2 separate regions of the Homo sapiens genome follow, and region 1 is linked to region 2. Evidence: chromatin loops called from intact Hi-C (ENCODE). Cell type or tissue: GM12878. All regions are shown on one strand. Each heading gives the region's core, and the rest is flanking DNA. Links, peaks and the distances in the headings are about the cores only.

Region 1 (8,226 bases), core at 1,386-6,385, 210 kb after region 2:
GTCATAGCTCACTACAGCCTCAAACTCCCGGGCTCAAGTGATCCTCCCACCTTGGCCTCCCAAAGTGCTGGGACTATAGGCATGAGCCACCACACCTGGCCAGGACTTTATAAAGATTATACAACTCTTCTCCAGGACATTTTAACACCAAAAAGAAGAAGCTTTGCAGAACTTACTATGCAGAGGACAGTCCTTTTGATTATATGTAGCTTTAGAGCAACTTTTATTTTTCCTTTTTACATGGGGCTAAAAAACTTGCATAGAGCAATTTTTTTTTTTTTTTTTTTTTTTTTTTTTTTGAGACAGAGTCTTGCTCTGTCACCCAGGCTGGAGTGCAGTGGTGCAGTCTCGGCTCACTGCAACCTCTGCCTCCCAGGTTCAAGCCATTTTCCTGCCTCAGCCTCCCGAGTAGCTGGGACTGCAGGTGCGCATCACCACGCCTGGCTAATTTTTGTATTTTGAGTAGAGATGGGGTTTCACCATGTTGGCCAGGCTGGTCTCGAACTCCTGGCCTCAAGTGATCCACCCACCTCAGCCTCCCAAAGTACAGGGATTATAGGCGTGCGCCACTGTGCCCGGCCGAGAACAATTTGTCACAAGCTTACTTTTCTAGTTTTGCCAATGCATGGTGAAAGTGAACCCAAGCCTGGGAACTGCAGGCCTAGACAATGCAGGGCCCTTGTTCACACACACCCAAGCCCCTCCAAACTCAGGCAGCCTTGGAAAGGAGAAGTGTGAGGCAGGTGTGGGTAGGACCTCTTTTTAGTACCTAGAAAAAGGCTAAGAAAGTGGCCTGGAGATGTTTAGAAGGTTAAAACCAACGAAGAAAAAAATCAATGACAACCTATCAGGAACTGATTGACTCTCAGAATGGAGAACTGGACACAGAAACTGGATCATGCTAGAAAATTCCAGGGAACCCACAGGCCTGTGCCCTGAGTGTCCGAGAACTCCGCAGTGGGCCCCTGTGGAATGCGGGCTCCCAGGGCTGCCTGGTCCCTTCCCTGCCGTGGCAGCCCCTTCCTGAGGTGCTCTGGTCTGCCCCAGGGGAACCTGCCAGCTCTAGCAGGGCCTCTGCCTCAGGGTCCCACTACCTCCTCCCCTCAGGGACAAACACAGCAGACAATTTTGTGAAGAGCTTTTTAGTAGCTAAATATGGCACCATGTGTTCCAAGGGCAATATAAATTACAGTATGCAAAACATACTGACTGGCTGAGGTAAAACGCACTGCTCCTGCCTCACGTCACCATGAGGGGAAACACACATATGCTTTTAAAAACATCTGGCTTATAAAAAAACATCCCCTAGAAAGGCCTCCAGAGAGGGGCTGTGAGGCTCACCCTCTGCCGCGCTCAGGAGGACCCGCCGGCTCAGCCCTGGCCCCTCCACTGCAGCCATGGGTGGCGCCTCCCCCTACTGCCTGCCCAGGGCTCTGTCCAGGTTGCTCTTGATGGTGTCGAGGAAGTCCGTGGTGTTCAGGAAGTGCTCGTTCAGCTTCACACTGCAGAGAGAGCACCACTCACATCAGGGGTGGCTCCAGGCCTTGCCAAGGCCATCAGCCAGGCCCTTCCAGGGAACAGCCTGAGCTTGGGCATCAGAACAGCCATCTCCTGCCACCCAGACTACAGGCCAGAGGCCAGCTATAGCCCCCTACCATGAGGCCACCGAGATTCGGCAGGCACCCGCAGGGTCTGTCTTGCCAGGTAACTGCTCTCCTGAGAGAAGCTGGGAAAGGGGTGTGGGCAGGGTCGGAAGGAGCTCTGAGTAGCCAGCCTCAGGGATGGGGAGGAACTCACTAGACCTGGTCTACAGAGGCTGGCCTGAGCAGTCTCTCAGGGCTGTGGACATGTCCTGCCCCAGGCCCCCTTGCAGCTAAGCTGACTCATGAGGGGGACTTTAGGAGGGGTCCCCTGGCTTCCTCCCACATGGCCCCAGGGTCTGCCTACCACCCCAGGCCACGCACTTGCTGAGGCCGTGAATGCAGCCCGCCAGGTCCTTGGTCATGGCTCCACTCTCCACCGTCTCCACGCACACCTTCTCCAGCATCTGGGCAAACCTATGGGGATGGGGCAGAATGAGACCCCATCTGTGCAAGGGCAGGACCCAGAGCCTGTCCTGGGCAGCTCCGGCCTCTCCCTCCATGCTCACCTGATGAGGTCTTGGTTCCCATCCAGCTTCCCCCGGTGCTCCAGGCCACGTGTCCAGGCAAAGATGCTGGCGATGGGGTTGGTGCTGGTGGGCCGGCCCTGGGGACGGGGGTTGCAGGGAGATCAAGAGCCGAGCCAGCTAGTGAGGAGGCTGCCCAGATACAGCTGCCCGCCCCTGGGCTGGTGGGTCAGGCTCGTCCTTCCAGCCCTCAGCCCAGTGGGCTTTAGGCCCCTGGGGTAGAGGGGCATTGTGAGGCCCCATGCCCTGCACTCACCTTCTGGTGCTCCCGATAGTGGCGGGTGACGGTCCCATGAGCGGCCTCAGCCTCAATCGTCTTCCCATCAGGGCAGACCAGGACGGACGTCATCAGGCCAAGGGAGCCAAAGCCTGGAGGGTAGAAAGCCTTTCTCTCAGGGCCTCGCCTCTCCTGGGGCCACCCAGCTGAGCCCTGCTGCCCTCTACAACCCAATATTGTAGCTGCCATAGTTCGTGGCTCTACTCAGCCTCCCCCAGCTGCAACTGGGAGGACAGGGACTGTTCCAGGTCTCTTCACCCTCCTGTGGGTCTCCAGGGCCCAGCACAGGGCTGGAGGGCACTGGAGGGTGGCTATCACCAGCACATTAACATCCATCTGTGTCACCAGCTCCAGGCGCCCCACAGCCTGTGGCCCACAGGGCCCAAGAGGCCACAGAGTCCTGTGGTCCCCCACAGCCTGCCACCCAGCCTGGCTCGTGACCCGGAGGCACATTCAAGGAAAACAATAAAGCTGTGGTCAGCTATTTCCCAACAATCACTTTTGCAGCTACTCTCTTAGGCCACTTTCAAGCTTTTTGATTAATTTCTGAATGCTCCCAAATCCACATGTCAACTCCAGCAAGCTTTTCTATTGTCAAGGACTCCAGGGCTTCAAAGGCACCCCCATGACACCAAAATAAGGATTGAAGAAAGAAAACATGGACAACATCTACAGGAAAATGCTTTGTCTATGAATTCTAAGAATTTTGGCTGTAAGCAATCCCTTCTCCATTTTACCTGCACCTTCACACCATTCCTTAGACACTTAAGGTTCATTTTCATGCCTCTGCCTCATCTGCTATGGCGTTTCATCCTTCTATCCTAGATGGGAATTGTTCGGTGAGAGGATCCCCACTGAACTTTCCAAAGTAAAGCCAAAGGTTTACACAAAGTAACAAGACTCTGCTTTTCATCAGAACCCGTCCTGGGCTTCCCTTTTCCCCATACCAGGAGCTGCCCTGGTAAGCTTAGGTTTCTCTTTCACTCTCTATGTCCTGCCTGTTTCCCACACCTACCACCTTTCCTGCTCTTGTTCCCAACACAATTGGCCCATTTCTCGCTGTTCTTCTCTAATGGTCTCACCTATACTTTATTTTTTATTTTTTATTTTTTTTGGAGACGGAGTTTCACCCTTGTTGCCCAGGCTGGAGTGCAATGGCGCAATCTCGGCTCACTGCAACCTCCACCTCCTGGGTTCAAGAGATTCTCCTGCCTCAGCCTCTCAAGTAGCTGGGATTACAGGTGTCCATGACTGTGCCCGCCTCCATGCCCAGCTAAATTTTTTTGCATTTTTAGTAGAGACGGGGTTTCGTCATGTTGGCCACGCTGGTCTCAAACTCCTGACCTCATCACCTATACTTTTTACTGCAATCTGATTTGTCTTTTAGGACACCCTAGGGCTTGGGGGTTTGCAGGCTTCCCCAACATTCTCTTCCATCCATTAGGTTCACTATGCAAAATGCATTCGCTGTAGTTTAAAGAACCTCCAGTCCCGCTTGATCCCATTTTCCTACTGGAACCAAAGAGTCATGAGGCTCCATCATGGACTGGAGCAACCTTAGGGCTGTCAACCTAGCCCTGGAATTCCTGTGCCCTCCTTTCTCTCTAAGAGCAGCCTCAGTCATACACCAGTCCAAACCTAATTTGTGATCCTCTCTCACTCAGATGCCAGGGAGCTCCTGCCCCCTGCTGTCCACAGAGGACCCTGCAATGAGTCCTGCTCCACTAGAGTTTTCTACCAAAAGGGTCTGAAAATCCCTCCAGCCAGAGAAGACCAACAGTCCACCCCCACAGGGAGCAGCGTCCTCCCAGCGTACCCTGGGCCAGGATGTCTGACTGCACATCTCCGTCATAGTTCTTGCAGGCCCACACAAAGCCACCCGAAGACTTGAGGACCTGAGCCACCATGTCATCAATGAGCCGGTGCTCATACCAGATCTTATTCTTGTCGAAGTCGGTCTTATAGTGCCTGGGAGTAAAAAGGTCTGTTATGGGGAGAGGGCAGAAGGCTGACAGGTTGGGGATCCCTCCCTGAGCCTCGGAGCTGAGCCAAATGCACTCTAATAGCGACCTTCCCAGGGTAGGATGGGAACAGCATGGGGGGAAGGGAAGAAAGGCCACAGAGTACATGGATGAGGCTTTACTTGTCAAAGATCTCCTGGAAGATGTCCTTGAAACGCCCATCGTAGGCTTTCAGTATGGTGTTCTTGGTGCTCATGTACAGCGGCCATTTCTTCTGGATGGCATACTGGAAGCAGCTGTGCGCAAAACCTGAGATGGACTGCAGGGGGAGAGACAGGGCCCTGGCGTGGTGCCCTAGCCTGGCGATTGCCGGCAACCTCCCACCTCCCAGGGCAAGGCCCAGCTCTCCAGGAACGGTACCCCGCCGCCCACGCGACTGTTTAACACCAGCCTCCGTGCAGTGCACACGATGTTTCTGCTGGCCCAGCCTCTCCCTCTCAACTTTGCTTTGTAAAACACCGCCTTTTTTTTTTTTTTGGAAAACACCGCCTTTTTTTTTTTTTTTTTGGAAACAACTTTTTTTTGGAAAGCACCGCCTTAGACTACATGTGGCTGGGGCAGGGCTAATTCCCAGGCCTAGCGCTGGGGTTGACAGTGTGTCCCTGGCTTATCCAATCAGAAGCCTTTCTCCCCAGGGCCTCTGTGATTGGCTCAGAGGTGGTCATGTGACTCAGCCTGGCATTGGAGCTGGAACTGGGGATAAAGAGGCATTCTCTTCTGATAGGGTAGCCAAGCAGGCAGGAGTACGCCTGGAGCTGCTCGTGGCCATTTCTTTTCTTTTCTTTTCTTTTCTTTTTGTTTCAAGAGATGGGGTCTCACTGTTGCCCAGGCTGGTCTCAAACTTCTGGTCTCAAGCAATCCTGCCTTGGCCTCCCAAAATGCCGGGATTACAAGTGTCAGCCACCATGCCCAGCCCTGGTGGCCATTTCTGCCTCTTTGTGGCCTAAGAATGAGGCCATTACAGAAGAAAGGAAAGCCACGAGACAGAGATGAAGAGACAAGCTGGGAGAGGAGGGGCCCAGGATGCCCAAGCCAGCCTCACCTCGTCGGTGTTGTACATGCCCATGCCCACGCCGCCTGCGGGGAAGTTGTACACTTCCCACTCCTTGACACCACTGCCATCTTTTGGGGTGAAGACCATTTTGAAAGTGCCGGCCCGGTCTGCCACAAAGTCTGTGGCCTTGTACTGCAGAGACAAGAGGATGGCTAGGCGAGGAGCTCCAGTCGGGGGGTGCCCAGGTCAGTGGATCCCCTCTCCACCCTGGCCTACCTGGTCGCCATGGGCGTGCCTGCCAATGGTGATGGGCTTGGTCCAGCCAGGGACTAGGCGTGGGATGTTTTTGCAGATGATGGGCTCCCGGAAGACAGTCCCCCCCAGGATGTTCCGGATAGTTCCATTGGGACTTTTCCACATCTTCTTCAGCTTGAACTCTGTGAGGACAGAGATAATAGTGGTCCCACTGCAGCCGCCATCTTTCAACCAGAATTTGAACCCCAAGCAACAACACAGCCAGACGGGGGTCCTAAAATTCTTCATGAGGAAGGCAGTAGAGTCTAGAGTGCAAATGTGTGGGCTCTGGAGTCTGCCAATTTTTTTTTTTTTTTTTTTTTTTTTGAGACAGAGTTTTGCTCCTATTGCCCAGGCTGGAGTGCAATGGCGCGATCTCGGCTCACCACAACCTCTGCCTCCTGGGTTCAAGCGGTTCTCCTGCCTCAGCCTCCCGAGCAGCTGGAATTACAGGCATGTGACACCACACCAAGCTAATTTTGTATTTTTAGGAGAGATGGGGTTTCTCCATGTTGGTCAGGCTGGTCTCGACCTCCCAACCTCAGGTGATCCACCCGCCTCGGCTTCCCAAAGTGCTGGGATTACAGGTGTGAGCCACCATGCCCAGCAAGTCTGCCAGTTTTAATGGTGAGGCTTACAAAAGTGGCTCAACCAAAGCTGTAAAAAAAAATTACTGGAAAAATAACCAGCCTAAGTGTTGTCGTGAGGACGAAATGAGCTCGTGTGTAAAGGGCCTAGAACGGTGCCCGGTCCATGCTAAGTGCTCTGTTGGCCATTATGATTCCCACATCACACATGGAGGGAGTACAGTCCGGGGGAAGGACTTGTCTGACGAAGCCTGACAACACACTGCCCACTCCACATGCTCCGGTCCTGGCCCCAACGCCACCCCAGTTCCTAAGGCTGTGACCCTCTCCTGCCTTGTCCATAAATGGGGATACACAACTCCCAAGGTTCAGGTGAAATGAAGAGCTCAACACTCAAATGATCCCAGTGCTGTGGGTCAGGCATGACCTGCAGGACAGGGGCAGGCCTGGGGAATTTGCAGATGTATCTCGAGTACTTTCCGCCAGCTCCCTCCAACTGTGGAAAGTAGGAAGAGAGAGCTCAGAAAACTCCTCAACCATCCTTTCTCGAATTATCCAAACCTGGCCCCTCTGCACACACACTGCTGTGACTTCATGGAACCCTCGAGAGCGGCCCCAACAGCCAAGGACCAGAAGCCAGTCTAGGCCTGGTGGGGGCACCTCTCAGTGACCCTGCATGACCATGGGGACAGAGGCAGACCTGCAAGGCCAAGCCAGTGGCAGGAGGGCAACAGCAATGTTCCCCAGAGGCTGCTGAGGCTCTGAAGGACACAGGCCTTACACACAGCACTCCTCTGCACAATCTCTCTGCATACCTGCCTGCAAGACTGTCCACGCCAGAATGGACTACTGCCCAAAGAAGCCATCCTTACTGTGACCACATCAGCATTACCTTCCTCCTCCTCCTCCTCCTCAGCCCTGTCACCGATGACACCTACCACTGTCAGAGCCAGAGTGAAGCAGAAACACCACTGGCCTGGGAGATGGAAGACATGGATTCTGTTCTCAGCTCTGCTGTGCCCTAACCGTGGAACCTGAGGCCAGCCCCTTACCCACGCCTGCCCCAGCCTCATCAAAGGTGACCTCTGAGGCCCCACTGTCCACCAGGCACACACAGGGAGACTGGCCTCAGGTGCAGTTGGCCTCAGGAAAGCCCCAGCTCTGGAGCCTCCCAACCTCCCAGTCCCGAGATGAGTGACATGGCCAACTGCCCCACCCCAAGTCTGGAGAGGCCGGTGGGAGAAGCCTGTGACCCTCCCTGGCCCGCCCACCTCCACACCCTCGCACCTTCCACACGGGCCTCATCAGGGGTGATGGTGGCACACTTGACAGCCACACTGTACTTCTGGGTGGCCAGTGCAGAGTCAATGGTGACCTGGTCATCAGTCTGGTCACGGTTTGGGAGCCCGAGGTCAAAATACTTTAGCTGGATGTCCACGTGGGGCAGGATGAGCTGGGGACAGAGGGCCAGAGCAAGGCGTCACCCCAGTGACTCAGGGACATGACAACAAAGGGCAGGATAAGAAGTCTGCAGGCCATGGCAGGGGACAGTCAGTCAAAACAGGGATGAGTGAAGGCCAGTGGAGGGGCGCAGCAGAAAGCTGGAGTCAGCCATTTCTCAGTGGGGCCTGGCCAGAGCTGGCAGAGGCTGGGGCTTTGGAGAGAGGTTGGCAGGCCAGGCCGCAGTCTTTTGGAGGGTTCTTCCTCCACTGTGCCTGTGTGCCCCCCTCACATGGCCCATCAACTCAGCCAAACCCCAACCCCAAGTACATCTAGATTTCTCTATACAACTGGTTTCCTCTTCTCAAGTGCTTTGAGATCTTACAGTTGGAAGTGACAGTTCTCAACCTTTGTCCCATGAACGCACACACAGTGTGGGGCCTTCA
Region 2 (16,864 bases), core at 5,788-10,787:
GAAAACTCCCCCTTTTCCCCTCTCCCTCTCCCTCTCCCTCTCCCCCTACCCCTCCCCCTCCCCCTCTCCCTCTCCCTCTCCCTCTCCCCACGGTCTCCCTCTCATGCGGAGCCGAAGCTGGACTGTACTACTGCCATCTCGGCTCACTGCAACCTCCCTGCCTGATTCTCCTGCCTCAGCCTGCCGAGTGCCTGCGATTGCAGGCACGCGCCGCCACGCCTGACTGGTTTTGGTGGAGACGGGGTTTCGCTGTGTTGGCCGGGCCGGTCTCCAGCCCCTAACCGCGAGTGATCCGCCAGCCTTGGCCTCCCGAGGTGCCGGGATTGCAGACGGAGTCTCGTTCACTCAGTGCTCAATGGTGCCCAGGCTGGAGTGCAGTGGCGTGATCTCAGCTCACTACAACCTACACCTCCCAGCCGCCTGCCTTGGCCTCCCAAAGTGCCGAGATTGCAGCCTCTGCCCGGCCGCCACCCGGTCTGGGAAGTGAGGAGTGTCTCTGCCTGGCCGCCCATCGTCTGGGATGTGAGGAGCCCCTCTGCCTGGCTGCCCAGTCTGGAAAGTGAGGAGCGTCTGCGCCCGGCCGCCATCCCATCTAGGAAGTGAGGAGCGCCTCTTCCCAGCCGCCATCACATCTAGGAAGTGAGGAGCGTCTCTGCCCGGCCGCCCATCGTCTGAGATGTGGGGAGCGCCTCTGCCCCGCCGCCCCATCTGGGTTGTGAGGAGCGCCTCTGCCCGGCCGAGACCCCGTCTGGGAGGTAAGGAGCGTCTCTGCCCGGCCGCCCTGTCTGAGAAGTGAGGAGACCCTCTGCCTGGCAACCACCCCGTATGAGAAGTGAGGAGCCCCTCCGCCCGGCAGCTGCCCCGTCTGAGAAGTGAGGAGCCTCTCCGCCCGGCAGCCACCCCATCTGGGAAGTGAGGAGCGGCTCCGCCCGGCAGCCACCCCGTCCGGGAGGGAGGTGGGGGGGGTCAGCCCCCCACCCGGCCAGCCGCCCCATCCGGCCAGCCGTGCCATCCGGGAGGGAGGTGGGGGGGTCAGCCCCCCGCCCGGCCAGCCGCCCCGTCCAGGAGGTGAGGGGCGCCTCTGCCCGGCCGCCCCTACTGGGAAGTGAGGAGCCCCTCAGCCTGGCCAGCCACCCCGTCCGGGAGGGAGATGGGGGGGTCAGCCCCCCCACCCGGCCAGCCGCCCCGTCCGGGAGGGAGGTGGGGGGGTCAGCCCCCCGCCTGGCCAGCTGCCCCGTCCGGGAGGGAGGTGGGGGGGTCAGCCCTCCGCCCGGCCAGCCGCCCCGTCTGGGAGGTGAGGGGCGCCTCTGCCCGGCCGCCCCTACTGGGAAGTGAGGAGCCCCTCTGCCCGGCCAGCCGCCCCGTCCGGGAGGGAGGTGGAGGGGTCAGCCCCCCGCCCGGCCAGCCGCCCTGTCCGGGAGGGAGGTGGGGGGGTCAGCCCTCCGCCCGGCCAGCCGCCCCGTCTGGGAGGTGAGGGGCGCCTCTGCCCGGCCACCCCTACTGGGAAGTGAGGAGCCCCTCTGCCCGGCCAGCCGCCCGGTCCGGGAGGGAGGTGGGGGGGTCAGCCCCCCGCCCGGCCAGCCGCCCCGTCCGGGAGGGAGGTGGGGGGGTCAGCCCTCCACCCGGCCAGCCGCCCCGTCTGGGAGGTGAGGGGCGCCTCTGCCCGGCCGCCCCTACTGGGAAGTGAGGAGCCCCTCTGCCCGGCCAGCCGCCCGGTCCGGGAGGGAGGTGGGGGGGTCAGCCCTCCGCCCGGCCAGCCGCCCCGTCTGGGAGGTGAGGGGCGCCTCTGCCCGGCCGCCCCTACTGGGAAGTGAGGAGCCCCTCTGCCCGGCCAGCCGCCCCGTCCGGGAGGGAGGTGGGGGGGTCAGCCCCCTGCCCGGCCAGCTGCCCCGTCCGGGAGGTGAGGGGCGCCTCTGCCCGGCCGCCCCTACTGGGAAGTGAGGAGCCCCTCTGCCCGGCCAGCCGCCCCGTCCGGGAGGGAGGTGGGGGGGTCAGCCCCCTGCCCGGCCAGCCGCCCCGTCCGGGAGGTGAGGGGCGCCTCTGCCTGGCCGCCCCTACTGGGAAGTGAGGAGCCCCTCTGCCCGGCCACCACCCCGTCTGGGAGGTGTGCCCAACAGCTCATTGAGAACGGGTCAGGATGACAATGGCGGCTTTGTGGAACAGAAAGGCGGGAAAGGTGGGGAAAAGATTGAGAAATCGGATGGTTGCCGTGTCTGTGTAGAAAGAAGTAGACATGGGAGACTTTTCATTTTGTTCTGCACTAAGAAAAATTCTTCTGCCTTGGGATCCTGTTGATCTGTGACCTTACCCCCAACCCTGTGCTCTCTGAAACATGTGCTGTGTCCACTCAGGGTTAAATGGATTAAGGGCGGTGCAAGATGTGCTTTGTTAAACAGATGCTTGAAGGCAGCATGCGCGTTAAGAGTCATCACCAATCCCTAATCTCAAGTAATCAGGGACACAAACACTGCGGAAGGCCGCAGGGTCCTCTGCCTAGGAAAACCAGAGACCTTTGTTCACTTGTTTATCTGCTGACCTTCCCTCCACTATTGTCCCATGACCCTGCCAAATCCCCCTCTGTGAGAAACACCCAAGAATTATCAATAAAAAAAAAAAAAAAAAAAGAAAACTCCCCCTTTCCTAGTAAAATCTATCCTTGAATCCCTGAATCTACACCTGAGATGTTAAGAAATTCATTTGCAGCCTGGTGAGCAACAGGTGGCATCTTCAAAGAACCCACTTTGCACACTAGGTGGTAACTTCGAAAGTAACACCTTGTATTTAACAATTTGGTTGTTTTTTTTTTTTTGAGACACAGTCTCGCTCTGTTGCCCAGGCTGGAGAGCAGTGGCGCGACCTCGGCTCACTGCAACCTCCGCCTCCCGGGTTCAAGCGATTCTCCTGAATAGCTGGGATTACAAGCGTGCACCATCACGCCTGGCTAATTTTTGTACTTTTAGTAGAGACAAGGTTTTGCCATGTTGGCCAGGCTGGTCTTAAACTCCTGACCTGAAGTGATCTGCCCACCTCAGCCTCCCAAAGTGCTGGGATTACAGGTGTGAGCCACGACGCCCGGCCTGTATTTAACAATATTATTTTAAAATCATAACAATAAGGCCTACAGAAGGCACCTCTCCATTCCCCCTATATTTTCAAGTCTCTTTAATACTTGAAAGGGACTCTAGTTCCTCTAGTACAAAAGGGAACTAGATTTGAGCTATGGCTCTCCTTGACAGAAGTTGCAAAATAGCAAATCTTTAACATATGAAAAGTACAAAACAACTCTAAGTGCTTGCAAAGAAAGGGTGCTAAGAGATCGCTGAAGTTTCCAAAAAGTATACAACCCTTTCATATGAAAGGGAGGGTGACTCAAAAGCATCAGTAAATACTGGAAGCCCCGTGAGGTTGTCAGGGAGTCCAAAGTTAAGTATCTAAAGAAGGAAAAGGGTTCCATGATGTTCCTGCACTAGGATGCTGATAGAGTCACAGAGCCATGTCAGATGGTGAGAGACAAAACTTTACTCCATTCTAATGTCATCCAAACTCAAGAATGCATTCACTACATTAGCCTGGAAAGTGGGGATCTGCCAACCTCAACAGAGTCAACTAAGACTGAAGACCCTATTGAAAAACAACAAGAAAGTCCTTTAGACAGCAATGCTAGCAACGATGGATCTAAAAACTCCTACTTCATCATGATGAAAAGGTTAATAAAGGATCATGGCTTAGCAATGAGCAGCAGTCTCCTAAAAAATCATCTCTCTCCAAGGGCCAGGGATCATAATGACAACAATCAGTTGAAGAAAAACCAGGACCAAGCAAACCAAAGACGCACCAGTAAACTGCACAGGGGACAGCATGTGGTAAGTTGAATAAAATAAACATGGCAATTCCTATTCCCTTGCTGGCTATTGCCCAAGTTTAATTTGGCATATGAGGACATAGGCCATGTCACAGTTATCCTAGCAAAACAAATCTGAGAACACCTACTTGGGGCCATTTTAATTCTGCCTCTGATAGTCTACCTTCCTATAGAATATCACCTGACCTTGAATTACATTACAGATCTCTTAGTCACTATATTACTCTTTAGGAAAGATATAAATTTTACTATCTAAGTCAAAGCCCCTGCGTCATGATTATTCCAAAGTTTCATTGTCACTGGCCTATGACTAGGAAACTAATTTTATAATCAGCATAAAACTATTTATCTCACCTTTGGCCAAGTAGCCAGTGACATCATTCTCCTATATCAAGAAATCAGTCTGTGAACAGATGAACCACGATATAGGCCTAGTAATAATCTTATGCACGTTAAAACTGTTAGTAGATCTTAGCAAAAACAAAACAAAACCCAAACTATTAAATCTATTAAATAAAACATGTTCTAGGACTATCTTAAGAGTAAAAAAAAACAAGAAACAATATGAAGATGTAGAGGTGGCTACAGATGCCCAAGGCTCTTGGTTTTCTAGTAACCCTAGTTTGGAAGAGAACTGCAAGAGAATATACCTTATCCATATGGAAGATCAAATCCAATTCACACACATTTTCGAAACACTTATCCAGAGTTTCCACAAAAACCTAGAAAACAAGGAGAAATAGATAAAGAAGAGAAATAGGAACACATTCACAGCTTTATCAATGTCACATCTGAAAGTAAAAGGGGCTGTCACAATACTATTTACTTTATGATAAATCTCAAAAATTAAAACACCTACCTTTTGTCTCCAGCATTAGCTGATCACCCTACTTATCTCGATTTAGAGGGAATAATCTAGGACAGGAAAACCTTGTTTTCAGCATAGCAACACAACCAGCAGACACATGTGGCTCTTTCCCCCTTTATAAGATGCTAATTTATGGTAGGGCATGGTGGCTCATACTTACAATCTCAGCACTTTGAGAGCCCAAGGCAGGAGGATCACTTGAGGCCAAGAGCTCACGACCAGCCTTGCTAACAAGACGAAAACCCATCTCTACTAAAAATACAAAAATTATCTGGGTGTGGCGACACGAGCCTGTTATAGTCCCAGCTACTTGGGAGGCTGAGGCACGAGAATAGCTTGAATGAGAATCATTTGAGGTGGAGGTTGCCATAAGCAGAGATCGCACCACTGCACTCCAGCCTGAGTGACAGAGTGAGAGTCTCTCAAAAAAAAAAAAAGAAAAAAGAAAAAAAATTACATAAAAGAATAACAAATTAAAAAAACCAACTACTTACAATACTATGTCCTCAATGAATACATGTACAAAAAATTTTTCATTATTACAGGGTTAACATAGCTGTGTTTTAATTTCAGCCAAAATTAACTTCAAAACATCTTCCCTTTTTAATTTTTTTGGTCAGTTATTTAGCCTACAAAATACCTTCCTATGAATAAATTTAATTGACGTGTTTACAACTTAAAATTTTTTTTTAAAAGCCCTGAGCTTACTTCTCTATAGAACCTTTTAACTTTTAATAAAACATAACAGAAAAGTGTACAAATGACAAGGGCACAGTTTAATGAATTTTCAGAATGAACACACCATGTAACTACAACCTAGGTATCTATCTATAACTGTTTAATTTCTCTCAGACAATGACCTCATTTAAACAATCTCATTGTCAGCAGTGTCATGAATTGTTCGGCACTGCATGAAAATGGGTCTTACTTGAGGCCAGCAAGTGACAGAGACCAGGCACACCGTTCCACTGTAGCACAAGATGGGTGCTCATAGGCAAACCACCCTGCAGCGGCTGCTGGGGAGACAGACCCACTTGCCATGAGGAACCAACGCACACTATTGGAGCTGATCCTGCTCTGTCTCTTCTCTATGTAAGTAAAGCTTTATCCAGTGTTTGCACTTTTTCCTTGCCGACTCTGATACCAAGATGCAATGGGCAAGAGCATTTAGATTCCTTTCTTGAGACTGGTAACCAGTGCACTGTATTTTGCCAGATACCAACCATTTTGGAAAACTATGACATTATGTATGCATGCTCTATGATCTAGGAATTCTACTCCCAGATAACATATCTAACAGATATATACATGTATGCCAAAAACCACATACAATAATTTCATATTAGTGCCATTCATAAATCTTTACATTTTTAACAGTGCCAGAATATTTCACTATAAGGACACATAGTTAAATGGGTCTATTTCTCAATCACTATGCTGGGTACTTGGTAAGCCCTTATAATCCTGCAGTTCAAGTCCTTCAGTTCTGGGAAATTTTATCGAATTATTTTGTTGAGAATTCCCTCCTTTCCACATTCCTAATCAATCTTTTTGGAGCTGCTTATATTCAAGTATTGGACCTCTGTCTGTCTTCTTTTTTTTTTTTTTTTGAGACAGACTCTCGCTCTGTTGTCCACGCTGAAGTGCAGTGCCACGATCTTGGCTCACTGCAGCCTCTGCCTCCTGGGTTCAAGCAATTCTCCTGCCTCAGCCTCCTGAGTAGCTGGGATTACAGGCATGCACCACCACGCCTGGCTAATTTTTGTATTTTTAGTAGAGACGAGGTTTCACCATGTTGGCCAGGCTGATATCCAATTCCTGACCTTAAGTGATCCCCCTGTCTTGGCCTACCAAAGTGCTGGGGTTACAGACGTGAGCCACTGTGCCCGGCCTCTGTCTTATTTTCTCATCTTTTCTCTCCCATTTTCCATCTCTGCCCATTCTGAGACAATTGATTAACTTGATTTTCTAATACTTCAGTTGAAGTGGGTTTTTGTTTGTTTCCATTTCCTCTCATTTTTTATTTCTAAGAGACCATTTTGTTCATTTTGTGTGAGCAACAAGGCTGTGAGTGTTTTTGTTTAGCACCCATTTAGCAATAAGACATAAATGGGTCTTATTTTATTTCTAATTAATAAATGGGTCTTATTATTATTTAAAATAAATGTCTTATTTCTCTGTGGCTTTTTTTTTTTTTTTTTTTTTTGAGACAAGGTCTCACTCTGTCACCCAGGCTGGAGTGCTGTGGTGTGATCTCAGAACACTGCAGCCTCAGCCTCCCGGGTGCAGGTGATTCTCCTGCCTCAGCCTCCTGAGCAGCTGGGACTACAGGTATGTGCCACCATGCCTGGCTAAAATACTTCGTATTTTTAGTAGAGATAGGGTTTCACCATGTTGGCCAGGCTTTCTCTGTAGCTTAAGAATAGGGTTTTGGGTTTTTTTTTTTTTTAAACTGTTTTCCTTTCTTTATATGGTGTCCATTTTTAAGTTGCTTTTTATTGTTTGTTCATTTTATCTCCTTCTTCTATGTTAGAGGTTTTCCGCAGATGTCTGATAATCCTTTGTTTTTCATTTGTTACAAGAATAAAAGGCTGATTGAAAGCTCTACAATCATGGATATTTCTTGCCCACCTCCATGGTTATTTGCTTCCCTAGCGAAATCTGTCTCACGTGTCCATGTGAAGAGACCACCAAACAGGCTTTGTGTGAGAAACAAGGCTGTTTATTTCACCTGGGTGCAGTCTTTCTAGGTATCAAAATTCATTGTAAAGCTTTGTTAACTAAAATAGTATAATACTAAGGCTGGGTGAGGTGGCTCATGCCTATAATCCCAACACTTTGGGCAGCCAAGACAGGAAGATCCCTCGAGCCCAGGAGTTTGAGACCAGCCTGGGCAACATAGCAAAACATCGTCTCCACAAAAAAATAAAAATAAAAAAATTAGCCAGGCATAGTGGCACACACCTGTAGTCCCAGCTACTTGGAAGGCTGAGGTGGGAGGATTGCTTGAGCCCAGGAATTCAAGGTTGCAGTGAATTATCATTGCACCACTGCATTCCAGCCTGAGTGACATACCAAGACCTTGTCTCTAAATAAATTTTAAAAATAAAATAAAAGTATAATTCTAAGATGGGAATATAGATCAGTGGGGCAGAATATAAATTACTGAAACATACATGTTTATAAAATGCAATTTTAAAAATAAGAGTCGTATTTTAAGTTGGTGGGGAAAAGACAAGCTAACTGATAATGTTGGAACAGTTATCCTTTGGGGGAAAAATAAAGTTACATATTTCAATGCAGACATAAAAATATCTAACAGATATTAATGAGCTAAATGTAAAAAAATAAATTAAAAAAGCAACGGCAGATCCCCTGGGTGCCATCCAGGCCCCCGGAAGGAGCTATTCAGTCTGTGGCAAAGCTTTGAGGTGGCTGGTACTGCTAAAAGCGGCACGTGGAGGTGCCCCCTAGCGGCCTGAGCTCTGTTCTGCGGCAGCCAGAGCACATGCGAGGAGAGCCAGACCACAGTTTGCAGCAGCACCATCCCAAAAGGCTGTTTTCATTAAAGATGTTTCATGAAACTAAGACTGGGTTCTCAAGATAGGGTAGTTATCCAGGACAAGATGGACTAGCCCCAGAAAAAGACATCCCCAGATAGTGGGTGGAAAAAGAACTGTCAGATGCATCTGTTTTTCTTACTCAAAATATTATTCAAGATCACAATCAAGGTCAAGAGAAAGAAAACAAGAAAGAAAACGAAGGACGAAAACACAAAGCGCATGCTGATGGGCAAAGAGGCTGAACTGAAGACATTGCAGACTCAGGTAGGAAAATAATAAGCCTATTTCATGATGAGGCAAGAAGACAGGAATCCTACAACAAATCCTCTAAGAAATACACTTCTGAGGAGCATAATGACAAAGAACATTATTCTGATAAAGGAAGAGAGGGACTAAATTCATCTGAAAATGGGCTGGGCGCAGTGACTCACGTCTGTAGTCTCAGTACTTCGGAAGGCCAAGGTGGGCAAATTGCTTGGGCTCACAAGTTTGAGACCAGCTTGAGCAACATGGCAAAGCCCTGTCTCTATAAAAAACACAAAAGTTAGCCAGGCGTGGTGGTGTGTGCCTGTGATTCCAGCTACTCGGGAGGCTGTGGTGAGAAGCTTGAGCCGGGGAGACAGAGGTTACAGTGAGCTGTGATTGTGCCACTGCACTCCAGCCTGGGCAACAGAGTGACATGCTGTCTCAATAAATAAATACATTCATCTGAAAATGATGAGGACAGACACAAACACAAAGAAAGCCATCAAGAAGCAGAAGTCACTCAAGATACAGGTCTCGTGAAAGGCATCATCGTAGTAGAGGGAAAAGAAGTAGTCTCAATCCAGAAGCAGAGAGAAGAACGATCATGATCTAGAAGCAGGAAAAGAAAACCATGGGCTGGACATGGTGCTTCACACCTGTAATCCCAGCACTTTGGGAGGCCAAGTCAGGCAGATCACCTGAGATTCAGGAGTTTGAGACCAACCTGGCCAACATGGCAAAACCCTGTCTCTACTAAAAATGCAAAAATTAGCCAGGCGTGGTGATGCATGTCTGAGGTCCCAGCTACTTGGGAGGCTGAGGCAGGAGAATCACTTGAACCCAGGAGGTGGAGGTTTCAGTGAGCTGAGGTCACACCACTGCACTCCAGCCTGGCCAACAGAGTGAGACGCCGTCTCCAAAAAGGAAAGAAAAAAAAAAGAAAGAAAGAAAACCATGGATCAGATCTTGCTCCTGTTCAAGATAAAAACTACATCTGTGTTGCGTGTGAAAAATAAGTAAATAAATAAATATGACATGCATAGGAAAGAAGCAGAAGTAGTACAGGAAGCAGAAGACAAGAGAGAAAGAAGAGCATTGAGAAACTAAGATTTAGCAGAAGTTTAAGCCAGATTTCCAGTTCATCTCTCTTCAGAGGCAGAGGCACAGCAAAGGATGCATAAGAAGCTTTAGCTGGGAGGATGGACTAGGCAAAGAAATTACAAGAACAGCAAGAAAAAGAAATAGTTGGGATGGGTGTTGGGAAAAAATTTTTTAAAAGAAAAAGAAATCATTGAAAAACAAAAACAAGAAATAGCTCCAGTTACTAGAGATTTTGTTCTCAATGTTGCTGCCCTGTTGGCATCAGGAATGCCAGTAACTCAGATAGCTATGGCAGCTCAAATGGGAGCCCTGCAAGCAACAGCTTTGGCAGAGACAGAACAGCTGTACCTAGGGATTATGACACAGCAGCTGGAAATCCAGTGAAATTTGCTGAACAAGAGGAAAAAAGTCAAGGCAAGAAAAACTGGGCAAACTCCCCGTCTGCTGAACTATGACTTTGGGAAACAAGGACCAAAATGTCATATATATGGAAATTAGTGGGTATTAAGAGTGAAGATGAAGCTAGATGTAGCTCACTTGATGAAGAAAGTTAGAAGACTTTGAAGCAATAGGAAGTACTGTATTTAGAAATTTAGATGCTCAGTATGAAAAGGCAAGATCACAGACCCACACATAAAGAGGAACGGGATTGGGTTTCACATCTTCAACGTGAGAAATGGATGCAGTTTGAAAAAGATCATACTTTTAAGGTTTGGGAACTTATAGCCTTCTTGTTCTGATGTCAGGTCCTTGTTCCCAAAGAGCTAGTGTTCCAGTTTGTAGGGTGTTGCACTGGCTTTTCTTCCTCTCTCTTTTTTTAAGCTGTGGTAAAATACACGTAACATAAAATTTACCATCATAGCCATTTTTTAAGTGTACAATTCAGTAGCATTCGATAACGTTCATAATGTGCAACCATCACCACCATCCATGTTCATATCTCTATTTTATAAACCTGAAACATGGCCGGGCGCGGTGGCTCATGCCTGTAATCCCAGCACTTTGGGAGGGCGAGGCAGGTGGATCACTTGAGGCCAGGAGTTTAAGACCAGCCTGAGCAACATGGTGAAAACCCCCAGCTACTCAGGTGGCTGAGGCACAAGAATTGCTTGAACCTGAGAGGTGGAGGTCACGGTGAACCAAGATCATGCCACTGTACTCCAGTCTGGGCAACAGAGTGAGACTCTGTCTCAAAATAAAAAAAATTAAAAAAAAGAAAAACACCAAAAAACTGAAATGCTATTCCCATTTGCATTGGCTTTAATTTATTGAAAAATAAGATTTTTTTCATAAATATCAGATCAGTGATATAGGTGTTGTAATCATGTTAGACTCGCTTTCACTAAACCTGACAGGACTATAGAAGGACAATATTTTTTGGTTCGTGAATTCTACTTTTTGAACATAAAGTGCTGTAGGTAGAATGAAATCTCATACATGCATTTTTTTGTGTCTGTTATCTTGTGTACTTTTGTACTTAACCTTGTACAGTTATTTTCATCTTTTAAAACATAAAATAAATGTTATGCAGATGTTCGTTAGAAGATCTTGCCACTGGTACATAATCCAGCACAAATAAGCTGGGTGGTGATGATAATAAAAATGGTTTTCTCCAAAGGAAAAAAAAAACAACAGCAAAACTGTAGGAGAATATTTTCATACCTTGGGAGCTATGAAGAAAACAACTTCCAGATGTACCTACATAAAGCAAAAAGACCAATGGAGTAGGAGAAAATATTTGCAATAAATATAACAAAAAAAGAATATGCATACAATTAGGAAAAAATCTAACTTACAAACAAACAAAACAAATGAGCCTTTTGAAAAGTGGACAAATATCGTAGACATTTCCAAATACCAAAGATACGCAGCCTCACCACTATTCAGGGAAACTCTAGTGAAAACAATGAATTTGCATTTTTTCACCCATCAGATTGGCAAACATTTGAAAATATTCTTATTTTTATCTTATTTTTGAGACAAGGTCTTGGTCTGTCATGCAGGCTGGAGTGCAGTGGTATAATCATAGCTCACTGCAGCCCTGATCTCCTGGGCTCAAGCAATCCTTCAACCTCAGCCTCCCAAGTAGCTGAGAATCACAGATGCATGCTACCACCCGAGGCTAATTTTTGTTGTTGTTGCTGTTTCTTTGTTTGTTTTGATACAGGGTCTCTCGCTCTGTCACCCAGGCTGGAGTGCAGTGGCATGATCTCGGCTCGCTGCAACCTCCGCCTCCCAGGTTCAAGTGATTCTCCCGCCTCAGCCTCCTGAGCAGCTGGGATTACAGACGTCCCGCACAATGGCCCAGCTAATTTTTGTACTTTTAGTAGAGACGAGGTTTCACCATGTTAGCCAGGCTGCTCCAACTCCTGACCTCAAGTGATCTGCCTGCCTCAGCCTCCCAAAGCGTTGGGATTACGGGCGTGGGCCGCCGCACCCAGCCAGGCTAATTTTTTCGTAGAGACAAAGTCTCACTATGCTGCCCAGGAAGGTCTCAAACTCCAGGGCTTAAGCGATCCTCCTGCTTTGGCCTCCCAAAGTATTGGTATTACAGGCGTGAGCCATTGCACCCAGTGTGAAAATATTCTTAATATTCAAAAGTCAGTGAGGTTATGGGTAAACAGATACATTCTTATTACATTCCATTAGTACAAGTATCAAAGGCAAAGCCTTTGTTTGGAGGCAATTCAGCAGTATCTATCCATTTAAAAAACACATGCCCTTATTAAAGCAGCAATTCCAATTGAGAAATCTGTACTATGGGAATTAACATATGTGCATATAGATGCACGTGGAAGGATGTCATTGCAGCATCCTTTACAATAGCAAGAAATTGGGAAAAACATAGATGCCCACAAGTAGCATGATGAATCAAAGATGATGATACATCCATATTATGGAAAATCACACACCGTCAAAAAAAACTGCATGTGGAAAAAGCTCCAGAACTTAAATGATGAAAAAGAAAGTTTTAGAACTATATATAGAGTATGATTACTTTTAATTTTTATTAATTTTTATTTTTTGGGGTCTCACTTTGTCACCCAGCCTGGAGTGCAGTGGCACAATCTCGGCTCTTTGCAACCTCCACCTCCTGGGTTCAAGTGATTTTCCTGCCTCAGCCTCCTCAGTAGCTGGGACTACAGGCACCTGTCACCACGCCTGGCTAATTTTTTTGCATTTTTAGTGGAGATACAGTTTCACCATGTTGGCCAGGCTGGTCTTGAACTCCTAACCTCAAAGTTAGGTTGCAGTGAGCTGAGATCACGCCACCGCACTCTGGGCGACAAGAGTGAGACTCCAAATTATATAACAAACTTACATAGTACTGGAGGCATTATAAATTAACATACTCTTCATTTTTTTTTTTTTTTTGAGATGGAGTCTCACTCTTGTTGCCCAGTGTGCAGTGGCATGATCTCAGATTTTAGAGTTATTAGAATGTGATAAAATGTGCATCTTAGGATATATAAAATATGATATTATAAGCCAGGATCTAGACTTCACTGGAGTCTGGGTGACGAAGTGAGACTCTGTCTCCAAAAAATAAAAAATAAATAAAAGAAACTTTAATGTAAGATTCAAAAGAAGAAATGAATAAACAAGAGGGAAATGCTAACTGTTAATTCACTTCTAATTATAATTATAATCCAACAGGGACTTTTTGGGACCTTTACAAATTATTCAAGAATACATATGGATGAACAAATAGTTATAAATATCAGAGAACGTACTGAAAAACAACTGCCACAAAGGGGAAATAACTAGTCTTACTAGGTATGTGAAACTATATTGAAACAATAAATAGCCAGGTGCAGTGGCTCACGCCTGTAATCCCAACACTTTGGGAGGCCGAGGTCAGGAGTTTGAGACCAGCCTGGTCAACATGGTGAAACCCCCGACTCTACTAAAAATACAAAAATTAGCCAGGTGCGGTGGTGGGCGCCTATAGTCCCACCTATTCAGGAGGCTGAAGCAGGAGAATCGCTTGAACCCAGGAGGCGGAGGTTGCAGTGAGCCGAGATTGCGCCACCGCACTCCAGCCTGGGCAACAGAGCAAGACTCCGTCTCAAAAAAAAAAAAAGAAACAATAAATAAAACAACATGAAAGTAATGCAGAAAGAAAAATGTAACTCAGTTAACTCAGTAGAATAAAATGAAGAAATGAAGGGTAAAAACTAAATCCAATTATGTATTAAATGTTTATTCAACCATTGTTAAAGGTGTGATGACTACATGCTAGGAACATACCATTGTTGACACCACAGTCAACAAGTCATGTTCTTATCCAGTTTATATTCTGGGTGTGGGAAGAACAAGGAGGCAAATGAAACAAGATATTTTCTATTGTCCTAAGTGCCCTGAAGGAAGTAAACAGGATGATGTGACAGGGGTTACTTCAGATAGAGTGCTAAGAAAGTTTGTCCAAGGATTAAAATTCGAGCTGAGACATAAATGGTAAAAGTCAGTCATTGAAAGAGCTGAAGTGAAGGAACCTAGATGAGAGTATTCCAGGGGACAGAACAAGTATAAAGGCCCAGACACAAAAATGTACTTGTGTTTGAAGAACAGCAAGAAGCCTAGAGCATAGTGAAGATGAGCGTGTATACGGTGAGGGGAGAGAGAGGCAAAGGAGCCGGACCATGTTGGGCCTTACAGGCTGTAATAGGGGGCTTGGGTTTCACTCTGAACTTAATACAGTATACAACATTAGAGTTTCTTCAACAAGGGGAGGTAAAAATGGATTATTTACACTTAATATAATAGGTTAGACAATAATTAGTTAAATAAGTTTTAAAATAAACTCAAAATACGCAGATTTACTTATTTGTTGATGATAAGGCAAACCATTATTTTATCTAACAAAGAAAAAAAATGCTGCCAATTATAATTGTTAAGATGTCACCCACTACAACACACATCCAGATTTTAGAGTTATTGAAGTGTGATAAAATGCGCACCTTAGAATATACAAAATATGACATTATAAGCCAGGATCTAGATTTCACTGGACAAGTGGTTCAATTATATTATAGAAGGCTGACATGGAAAACAAAATTATAAACCCACACGTGGAAAAAGGAAGCATGATTAATAAAAATTCAAATGTGTGAGGTACCTCTACCTGGGTAGAAATTTAAAATGACACATTTCAGTACTGGAGTTACAAGGAAACAAACTTATATAGTACTAGAGGCATTATAAATTAACATACTCTTCATTTTTTTTTTTTTTGAGATGGAGTCTCACTGTTGTCGCCCAGGCTGGAGCGCAATGGCACGATCTCAGCTTACTGCAACCTCCACCTCCCGGGTTCAAGCAATTCTCCTGCCTCAACCCCCCAAGTAGCTGGGATTACAGGTGCATACCACCACGCCCGGCTAACTTTTTGGATTTTTAGTAGAGACAGGGTTTCACCATGTTAGCCAGGCTGGTCTTGAACTCCTGACCTCAGGTGATCCGCCCGCCTCGGCCTCCCAAAGTGCTGGGGTTACAGGTGTGAGCCACCGTGCCTGGCTAACATACTCTTTCTAAATATCTATCTAGCAACATGCATTATGATTAGAAATATTAATTCCCTTTGATCCAGGCATTCTGTTTTTAGCAGAATAGGCACAACCGTTTGCATAAAGACTTAGAGTAGTTTTATTCATATTAATTAAAAAAAGAAACAAAGTATCCAGTGTCTGTTATCCTAGGTGCTCTGCTACCTGAATCAGCTGAGAACACTCATTTTACCCCCCTGTTCTGCTTTGACCTACTCTTTTTTTTTTTTTTGAGACGGAGTTTCGCTCTTGTTGCCCGGGCCAGAGTACAATTTCAGCCCACCACAACCCCCGCCTCCTGGGTTCAAGAGGTTCTCCTACCTCAGCCTCCTGAGTAGCTACGATTACAGGCATGTGCCACCACACTCGGCTAATTTTTTGTATTTTTAGTAGAGACGGGGTTTCTCCATGTTGGCTAGGCTGGTCTCAAAGTCTCCTGACCTCAAGTGATCTGCCCGCCTCGGCCTCCCAAAGGACTGGGATTACCGGCGTGACCCACTGTGCTTGGCCAAAAGCTACTAATTTCCATATGTTAAACTTGTATTTAGTCACCTTACAGAACTCTATTATTAGTTCCAATTGTTTCCAACTGATTTGGATTTTCTAGATAATCAATTCATCTGTAACTATTATACATTCTGAAAACTAGTAAAGCAAATCTCCCATCACTGTCCTTTTTCCCTAGAAATATACTTCTGCATTTCTTGGCCACTCCTTTTCCCTGATAAATTTTGCCTTTACTGAGTTCTATAAACTCTCCTGACGGAATTATACTTGGTTTTCCATTTGATGTATTGCTCACCACCTTTGGGACTACTGTCATCTTTGCTTGACTCTTCCCAACAACGGGAGAGTTTGTAGCTCCATTTGTTCCAACTATTCCTTTGTTTTTTCTTTAAGATTTTATAATTTTATTGGAATCAATGTCAAGTATTCCATACCAAGTTAATTCCCAAGCACTAACTATCCTTTATTATTACTGTAAATGAGACTTCTTTAATTATGAATTTTCTAGCTGTTTTCTCAGAAATAGGAAATTTAATTTTGTTGGCTTTATCTCATATTCTGTCATTTTGCTCATATCATTTCCTTACTTATAATTCTTTAAAAATATTTTCTATGTCCATAATCCGGCCACCTTACATTGATAACTTACCTCTCTTTCTTTCTTTACTATGTCACTTCTTCATTTGTTTTTGTATCACTCACTACAAATGTTTGTTAAAATTAGAGTAAACAATAAAAGATACTCCTTTTTTTTTTTTGAGACAGAATCTCGCTCTGTCACTCAAGCTGGAGTGTAGTGGCATGAATATGGCTCACTGAAACCTCAACCCCTTGGGCTCAAGCAGTCCTCCTGCTTTAGCCACATGAGTAGCTGGGACCACAGGGGCACACCACCTGATTTTTTATAGAGACTAGGTCTCACTATGTTGCCCAGGCTGGTCTTGAACTCCTGAGCTCAAGTGATCCTCCTGCCTCAGGCTCCCAAAGGGTTGGGACTATAGGTATGAGCCACTGCACCTGGACGAAACACCCAACAAGAGCATTCATAAATGCCTACAGATTTCACCCTTGAGATAACATTGGCTCTGGTTCTTGGCTCTTGGTTTTGAAACTAAAATTGATTGCTTCAAGGAAAGTAAACTAGGTGATAAGGGGAAAGGGGAAGAAGGAT

Evidence for each region. A loop is a pair of places that touch in the nucleus more often than their neighbours do. Peaks named below come from ENCODE experiments on the same cell type or tissue, not always from the same donor. Only the 100,000 strongest peaks of a DNase experiment are listed, where the experiment ranks them.
Region 1: a loop joins it to region 2, with 4 times the contacts of the local background. A loop is called at or near these places in 3 of 110 quality-filtered maps.

What each region holds. Positions count from the first base shown.
Region 1 is chr15:90,082,852-90,091,077 of GRCh38, forward strand. IDH2 (isocitrate dehydrogenase (NADP(+)) 2) reads right to left here. Exons shown (of 11, transcript NM_002168.4): 3 at 7,628-7,793; 4 at 5,736-5,896; 5 at 5,508-5,651; 6 at 4,588-4,724; 7 at 4,261-4,412; 8 at 2,424-2,536; 9 at 2,150-2,247; 10 at 1,965-2,057; 11 at 194-1,502. The coding sequence ends at 1,415. Among named protein-coding and RNA genes, the nearest start is that of ZNF710-AS1, 4.8 kb to the left of the region's middle. RefSeq lists enhancers at 1,127-1,627, 1,628-2,128, 4,234-5,147. In GM12878, for the core only: a CTCF peak has its summit at 4,136 (motif pointing left); no DNase peak of the experiment used is centred there.
Region 2 is chr15:89,866,963-89,883,826 of GRCh38, forward strand. It overlaps ARPIN-AP3S2 (ARPIN-AP3S2 readthrough), which reads right to left. Exons shown (of 10, transcript NM_001199058.2): 8 at 4,513-4,584. It overlaps AP3S2 (adaptor related protein complex 3 subunit sigma 2), which reads right to left. Exons shown (of 6, transcript NM_005829.5): 4 at 4,513-4,584. It also overlaps the pseudogene LOC100631255. Among named protein-coding and RNA genes, the nearest start is that of MIR5009, 8.6 kb to the right of the region's middle. In GM12878, for the core only: a CTCF peak has its summit at 8,203 (motif pointing left); no DNase peak of the experiment used is centred there.